2 separate regions of the Homo sapiens genome follow, and region 1 is linked to region 2. A link is a contact called in ENCODE Hi-C or POLR2A ChIA-PET data. All regions are on one chromosome and are shown on one strand. The core of a region is the stretch at or near the end of the contact, and the rest is flanking DNA. Distances in the headings are between cores, read along the strand shown.

Region 1 (4,162 bases), core at 1,432-3,931, 93 kb after region 2:
CAGTGACTGATTGAGGTGGACATAAAGGCCCAGCCTCTCCTGGCCCAACACGGACGCACGCTGAAGGACCACTTTTGCTCCAGAGCCCTGCAGGGTCGGCTGAGGCCATCACTGGGCTGCATCGCAGCCCACCTCCTGCTCCTTACCCCCTCCTTGGGTTCTGATCCCTGAGGCAGCTCCCCATAAGCACCCTGCATGCTTGTCCCCCGACAGAGCCTGCTCCAGTAGCCCTTACTGTTCATTTACAGACCTCACCACGTCTCTGGCCCTGTGCTAAGTGTGGGCTTCACATGCATGGTCCCATCTGACAGATGAGAAGAGGAGAGAGGCCAAGAAACGCCAGGCTGACCCAGGGTTCAAATCCCAGCTCCTCCATCTGCTCTCTGTATGACTTTGGGCCTCCATTTGCATGTCTGTAAGATGGGAGCAGTAAGGCCTACCCCGAGACTGGCTGCAAGGACTCAACAGGCTGGCAGGAGTAAGAGCAGCACCAGCGATGTGTGCAGCAAGAGTCTGCATCCCCCTTCACGCACACTGCTCAGTGAACCCACTCAGCCCAGAGCCCAGCACGGACCCTGGCACATCAGGATTGCTCCACAGGTGGTGGCCTTAAAATATCCCCATAACACCAGGGCTCCCCAGCCGGGGAGTGGCAGAGCTGGCTCAACCTGGGTCTAGCTAATCCCAAAGCCCATGAGTTGAGCTCTTGTCGCCCGCACACCTGACTCACGCTGGTGTCCCTCCTTCCTCTGTTCTCATCGTTCCCACTCTCCCTTCATCATCGAGGCTGGTATCGTCTAAGACACTGAGCTGAGGGATGGGGGGTGACAAAGTCACCCAGAAGCCATCCTTGCCCTCAAGAAGCTCCAGCTGGAACAGGGTTGGGAGCCAGCTCTACACGTTCAAGGCCAAGGGTGCTCTGAGCCCAGGGGAAGAGAGGGAGACGTATGCAGGACCCGCATCTCGGGGAAAGAAAAATCCTTTCCAGCTGTGGGGAGAGCACTGGGGGGATCATGCTGGAGCAGGCTGTGACATCATGACCAAGCATCCGCCCAGCTCTGGAACCCAGGCATAGTAACAGTGCCTGTCTCTCAGAGGCACCATGAGGTTAATGACAATGCGTACGTGCCCGGTACTCAGAGGCAAGCAGGAAAAGCTGGCAATTTGATACAATTTTATAATCTGCTTTGCAGATTATAAAAAGCTTTTCTCTTTCACTTTTCTAACTGGCCCTGCAGCCAACAGCCTGGAAAGCTAGCTGGGCAATTTTCATTGTAGAGGGAGCCAAGGGAGGCCAGAAGGGAAAAGGGGCTTGGCCAAGGGCCCCAGCAGAGACAGGCCACAAGCCCAGGGCTCTAGACTCTGTGATCTAGGGTGGCAGATCCAGGTTTCTGCTTGCCGGAAACCTGACAAATGGAAAGTCTCTACATGTGCCAAATGAAGACCAGGGCGTGGCATGCAGGCAGGTGAGCACCTCCCCTTCCCAAAGGTCAGCTGGTCCTGAACTTGGAGCAGGAGCACTGTTCTGGGACCCATCCTGACCCTAACACCAGAAAGCACATATACGGCAGTGGCCGTTTTCCCGGCATCACTCTACTCATTTCACTCTCCTGACTGCAGCCCTGTGAGGGCAGTAGCATTACCATCTCCCCTCTGCAGATGAAGAAACTGAGGCACAGGGTCATGCTGTCATTCGAAAGGTCAAGCGACAAGCGGCAAGCAGAGGCAGCCCAGCCCACCACTGAGCTCCAGGGTGCCCCATGCCTTCCACCTCCCCAGGCCCTGCTGGGGACCCTGACTGACTTCTCCCCTCCGGCCTCCAGAAGGAATCAGCAGAGCCAACACCTAAACTTCGTACCCAGTGATTTTGGACTTCTGGCCTCCAGAGCTGTAGGAGAATAAGCATGTGCTGTGTTAAACCACTCACTGTGGTAACTTGTTACAGCGGCCACAGGAAACTAACACAAGCCCCACCTTTCATCTGCAAAGGCAGAAGCTGCAGAGGGCAGCGTGGGCCCGACCCTGAGCTGCTGCTCACGGGCAGCTCTCCCAAGTGCACCGCAGTGAGCAGCCGCACGGATTCATGTGACTGATGACGGATGGTGGTTCTCCCCTATAGCTCAGCGAGGCCCGGGATATATGACATTATAGTTCAGTACTGGACAGAGACACAAGAGTTAATAAAATGCTTAGAGCATGGCGCAGAGAGTGGGGTAAAGTGTCCACTGCTCGAATAACCATAACGATTCAGCTTGTTCTTGTTGTTTTACTGTTATTGCTTTAAATTACGGGACATACAACTCCACCATCTCTTCTTGACTGGTGCAAACTGGCAGAAGAAAAGGGCGATTTGCTCTGGGGCGATGTCACCCAATGGTGGTGTGTCCCCAAATGCAAGCTCCGCATCAGCAGGGCCTTCACCAGCCCCGCTCTCCCTGCACTGTCTGTGCTGGCACCGCGGCCAGACACATGAAATGGTAGGTGCTGCTTAAGGATCCACTGAGCAACCGGGCACAGTGCTCACGCCTATAATCCCAACACTTTGGGAGGCAGAGGCAGGAGGATGGCTTGAGGCCAAGAGTTTGAGACCAGCCTGGCCAACATAGTGAGATCGTCTCTACTTTAAAAAATAAATAAATAAAGGGACTGCTGAAGGAATGGATGACTCACACAGGCTGGGCACTGGGGTTTGCTATTTTTATCAAACAACCTGAGTCATATAAGGGAAAACCAAAACCACATTGGCCCAGAGTAGCTCCTCCTGTGCTTCCACTGTGGGTTTCTGGGGGAGGTCAAGCGTGGTTTCTTCTCTCAGGAGCTCCTGGCTCTGTGTGTTTTCCTCTCCTTCTCCCTCTTCCTTCCCCGCCCTCCTGCCCTCTCCCCACCCTGCTCTCTCACCTCAATCTCTTTCTTACTGTTGGTTTTCATCCTTCTCCCTTTCTCCTCCCTCTGTGCTCCTCGGCCCCTCATTCCTTCTCATCATGATCCCTTCTCGCTCTTTCTCCCTGCCCTCTCCTTCTCCTTTCTCTCCCTTTCTTGGGAGAAGCCAGAGTGCCTGCGTTCAAATCCCAGCTCTACTACTTCCAGGCTGTGTGCCCTTGGGCAAGTAGCTTCCTCTCTCTGTACCCCAGTTGCAGGATGGGGTAATATGGGTGCCTATCTCACAGTGTGGCTGGCAGCATTACATGGGTAAGACACAGAGAGTTCCCAAAGTGTCTGGCATGGGATCCTGCCTGTAATCCCAGCACTTTAGGAGGCTGAGGCGGGAGGATCGCTTGAGCCCAGGAGTTTGGGACCAGCCTGGGCAACACAGTGAGACTGTCTCTATTTAAAAAAAATTAAAAAATTAGCCTGGCGTGGTGGCGCCTGCCTGTAGTCCAAGCTACTCGGGAGGCTGAGGGGGGAGAATCACTTGAGCCTGGGAGGTTGAGGCTGCAGTGAGCCGTGATTGCACAACCGCACTCCAGCCTGGGTGATGGAGCGAGACTCCATCTCTTAAAAATAAAAGTGCTGGCACAGGTGAGTGCTCCCTAGGTGTTAGCCACGGCCCTCTTTCTCTTGCTCCTGCTTGGTCTTGGTCACACTCTTTCCCCTCTCCCTCACCTTTCCTGGCCCTGCCTATCTGTCCCTCTGTTATTAACACTGCCTACCTCTGCCTGGGAAGGACCCTGTACAGTTTTCCAAGTGCTTGGCCTCCATCTCCTATCATCATTTGAGCCAACAGCCCCAGGAGACAGGGGACAAGGCGTCATCTCACTTTTCCAGTGGAGGACATCAAGGCACAGAGTGCCTGGGCTGTTTGCTGGGGCTCCCTCAGTGTGTCGGAGCCAAGTCAGGACTCAGATTCGGGGCTGTCTGAAACACCAGCTGTCCTGCCCACCTGCCCAGACTTCAAGGCAGGGATGGCCAACGGAAGGCTCAAAATTGTCTACGTGCCTGTCTGGCCAGCAGGCACTTCCAATTCAAAGATTTCCTATTGAAATCTAGGTTTCAAGCTTTTCCTGGAAAACTTGGAAGATTCTGGAGCCCAGAGCCTAATAATTCACATCTCTGGGATCCATGTTCCTCATGTATAAAATGGGGATAGGGATAGTACTGACATCCTAAGGCTGCGGTGAGAATTTAGCAAACCTCTGCCCATCAAATAACTTGTAAGCAAATA
Region 2 (3,851 bases), core at 1,257-3,756:
TGGCGGTGGCGGTGGCAGCGGTGGATGTTGTTGTGGAGGTGCCGGAAGCTGCTCCAGGTGCCTTTAAGCTGAAGCCCTGTGTCCCAGCAGTGGGGGCGCCCGCTGTGGTCACAGGGGTACAGAGGGAGAGTCCAGTGGTGGCAGATGAGGTTGGAGCAGTTGCTATTGACGCAAAGAGGCTGGGCCCAGTGCTGGTGATGGTGGCTGTGGGTGTGGGAGCAGCTGGCTGTGTGGCACCTGCTGTGGTGGCTGCTGGCGTGGCCGGAGTGAAGGGCAACGTGGCAGGTGCCGTGGGCTGGGCTGAATTCCCTGCTGAGCCAATGTTGAAACCGGAGGGTTGGGCCGTGCTTCCACCAGTGAATGAGAAGCCTCCAGATGTGGTAGCTGGAGCCACAGAGGTGGTGGAGGGGCCAAACACAAAGCCGGTGGGTGCTGTGCCCTGGCTGGAGGTGACGGTGCTCGATATGGCATTAGTGAGGTTGCTGCTGCCCAGCCCAAAGCCGCTGGGGTTTGCCATGGCTGGGGTGGCAGCTGTGTTGCTCAAGTTGAGCTTTGAAGCACCGATCCCCAAAGAAAATCCAGTTCCCCCCGAAGCAAGAGTCGCTGTTCCAAAAGTGAAGCCTGTCGTCTGTGTGGCCGGAGTCTGGGTGGCAAGTGAGAACAGGCCGGTGGAAGGGGTACTTGTGGCTGGTTGGAAGGGAGCCCCAAAATTAAACCCTCCAGTGCCAGAGGTGGAGAAAGAAAACCCTGTAGCAGGTGTGGTTGTTGCCGTCTTTGCAGTGCCAAACGTGAACCCGCCTGTAGGGGCCCCAGTGCCTCCAAAATTAAACCCGCTCATGGCTCCGGACTCTGGTGGCGGCAGCTACTCTGGCTCCCAAAGCAAATCCGTCGGTGTCTGCAGCCTTGGGAAGATTTCTAAAGCAGAGGAAGTGACATTGTCAGATGGCAGTTTTGGAAAGGCAAGCTCAGTGGCATGACTGGGCACAGTCGGTTTGGAGGGTGGTGGGATGGGATAATGATGCATGCTGTGTAACCTAAACTAGGCTCTGCTACATCGAGAAGGATCCAGAAGCACAAAAGCACGCCCCAGGGGTCAGGTACGAGGAGCCGGGGTGCTAGGGACGTGCGTGGCCATGTTCAGCCCAGTGGAAAGCTCCCACTCTGTGGAGGACGAGGCGGGAGAACAGGACCTTGGACCCACCTCAGCCTGAGGAGATCAGATTTGAGGCACTGCCACAAGCGGGACTAGGACACACAAGAACAGCTGTAGGACCTGCTCCCAGCGTGGGACCCAGTGAGGTTCCCTGGCTGACTCTAGCAGGGTGTGAGCGGATCAGCTCTTGCCACCCTGAGGGCCTCTCTGGACCTCAGAGAGAGAGATGGGGCCGGGAACCCAGGCTGGATGGCAGGGTCTGGGTTGCTGAAGGCCCCCCAGGCCCACACCTGCACTCTCTAAGAGCAGGAGAGGACACTGGAACTCCTCCTCCTAACTCAGGGGAGGGTCTGAAACCCATGTGCTCAGAGCACAGATGCCCCTGGCTGCAGTGATTGGCTCAAGGATAAACTGAGACCTGAGCCAGGCAATCGGAGCCTCCCCTGGGGTTTTCTCCAGGCTTGGAAGGCAGCTGCCTCCTTCACCTGTAGGTGTGGTGTGGAGGATTGCACCTGGGCCTCCCTTGGACACCTTCTCAACCATCTGCAGACACTGGGACATCACGGGAGACCATGAGCCCCACCAGAGATGGGTGGGGGTGGGGGTGGGGGAGGGATAAAGAGCACCCCAGAAGACCCATGGGCCACAGTATTTCCATTCAGTTCAAACTGACTTGATTTTGGTAATGTCTAACTGAAAAATCTCCCAGTGGTGCCATCTATCAGCAGGAAGGTCAAAGGTTACCTGGTGAGGAAAGGGTGAGAGGGAGTGCTGAATAGGGGTGGTTTCTTTTTCTTTTGGGAAAGGGTTTTTTTCTGTCATACTAGCTGGAATGCAGTGACATGATCACAACTCACTGCAGCCTCAACCTCCTGGACCCAAGTGATCCTCCCACCTCAGCCTCCCAGAGTAGCTAGGACTACAGGTGCATGCCACCATGCGTGGATAATCTTTTTTATTTTTTGTGGAAATGGGATCTCACTCTGTTGCCCTGGTCTTCAACTCCTGGGCTCAAGCGATCCTCCCTCTTTGTCCTCTCAAAGTGCCAGGACTACAGGCGTGAGCCCTAAAGATGATCAGCAGTATCCTTAGAAGACGGATTTGACTGACTGGAGAAGGGAAGAAAGCTTGTGGTGACACGAGCAGACTGGAGTGATGCGCTTTGGAATCTGAAGATGTGAGAAAGCCAGGAGCCAAGGAAGGCAGAAGCAGCTCTAAAAGCTGGAAATGGAAAGAGGGAGGCCCTGTCTCAAAAAAACAAAAGAATAATCAAAGTCAAGACTGAGAAGCCAAGTGCCTGACCCAGAGAAACACCCACGAGGTCTGTTTCCTCTTCCCTCTCTCCAGGCCAGTTTTTAAATTGCTTGGTGTCTGTCCTCAGGAAATCCCCTTCCAGCTTGAGTAAGAGGCAACCTATCTCACTACCCCCACCCCTTCCACTGCACCCTTCTGCTTCCTCACAGGCCCCTAAGTTTTGTTTCGTCTGCTCCTCCTTCTCCACACAGCCAAGCAAGCCTGGGGAGATGACCCCAGGGCCAGCTGCACACGCTCTGCCTTGTCTAAGCCAGTAGATCTCAATGGGCGTCCATCACTACTGACTGGGAGCATTCAAAATACACAAGGCTGTTAGCTCCACTAAGCCAGTCTCTCCGGGGCTGGGATGCTGTGGCCCTGGCATTTTCATAAAGCTTTCCTGGGGGATTCTGAGAAAGGTCTCTTCAAGAGGCCACGGCAAGTGCCTGAGCCCCCAGGACTGCTGGGGCCTGGCCCGGCCTACATCCATTCCTCCCGTTGTGGGACAGAACAAAAGTCCTCACTGCTGAGCCACCTCAAGCCGGTGTGTTGTTACTGGCAGCTAAAGGCATCTGAGCAGCTACACCTACACATCTCAGTTCTCAAGAACTCAGCTTAAAAAAGCTTTTGCTATTAATAAGTTGTAGCTAAAATTTCCAAGAAGAGCATTTATAAAAAGCTCTTTGCAACTATGAAAAAACTACAAGGAAAACAATCTTCTATGGGGACTTGTCTGGCTTAACAGTTCACCTTTTTTTTTTTTTTTTTTTTGAGACGGGAGTCTCGCTCTGTTGCCCAGGCTGGAGTGGAATGGCATGATCTCGGCTCACTGCAACCTCCGCTTCCCGGGTTCAAGCGATTCTCTCGCCTCAGCTTCCAAGTAGCTGGGATTACAGGCGCATGCCACCACGCCCGGCTAATTTTTGTATTTTTAGTAGAGATGGGGTTTCTCCATGTTGGCCAGGCTGGTCTTGAACTCCTGACCTCAGGTGATCCGCTTGCCTCGGCCTCCCAAAGTGTTGGGATTACAGGCATGAGCCACTGCGCCCGGCCAACAGTTCACCATTTATTAAGTGCCACATTGGTTTCCAATACTCAGGTGCCAGGGATCTATTCACAATGGTGAACCCATACTGATCCAGCCCTGATCCACGCAGTTTAGATATGGCCAGGTGAGGTGGCTCACGCCTGTAATCCCAGCACTTTGGGAGGCTGAGGTGGGGGGATCGCTTGAGCCCAGGAACTCGAGAACAGCCTGGCCAACATAGCGAGATGCTGTCTCTACACAAAAAACACAAAAATGAGTTGGCCGTGGTGGCAGGCGCCTGTAGTCGCAGCTACCTGGGAGGCTGAGATGGGAGGATCACTGGAGCCCAGGGAGGTGGAGGCTGCAGTGAGCTGTGAT

Evidence for each region. A loop is a pair of places that touch in the nucleus more often than their neighbours do. ChIA-PET counts read pairs that join two places held with the same protein, here RNA polymerase II (POLR2A). Pooled maps may share reads with other maps.
Region 1: a map of astrocyte of the cerebellum shows a loop between it and region 2 (5-fold over the local background). The contact joins two enhancer-like sites. A Hi-C loop is called at or near these places in 1 of 168 maps with a recorded cell type or tissue (astrocyte of the cerebellum) and 2 of 50 pooled maps. POLR2A ChIA-PET finds 5 or more read pairs at or near these places in 9 of 52 experiments (A549, GM10248, H1 and 6 more).

What each region holds. Positions count from the first base shown.
Region 1 is chr19:50,001,415-50,005,576 of GRCh38, forward strand. The region is part of intron 5 of VRK3 (VRK serine/threonine kinase 3); the gene reads right to left. Among named protein-coding and RNA genes, the nearest start is that of VRK3, 22 kb to the right of the region's middle. RefSeq lists a silencer at 2,736-2,795. Within about 2 kb of position 2,682, at least 12 of the 41 ENCODE cell types and tissues checked have a DNase peak (open chromatin) inside an H3K27ac peak, as active enhancers do.
Region 2 is chr19:49,908,970-49,912,820 of GRCh38, forward strand. It overlaps NUP62 (nucleoporin 62), which reads right to left. Exons shown (of 3, transcript NM_016553.5): 3 at 1-915. The coding sequence starts at 838. It also overlaps a transcript of IL4I1 not described here. Among named protein-coding and RNA genes, the nearest start is that of IL4I1, 14 kb to the left of the region's middle. RefSeq lists a silencer at 1,406-1,485 and enhancers at 2,493-2,802, 3,451-3,851. Within about 2 kb of position 2,507, at least 4 of the 41 ENCODE cell types and tissues checked have a DNase peak (open chromatin) inside an H3K27ac peak, as active enhancers do.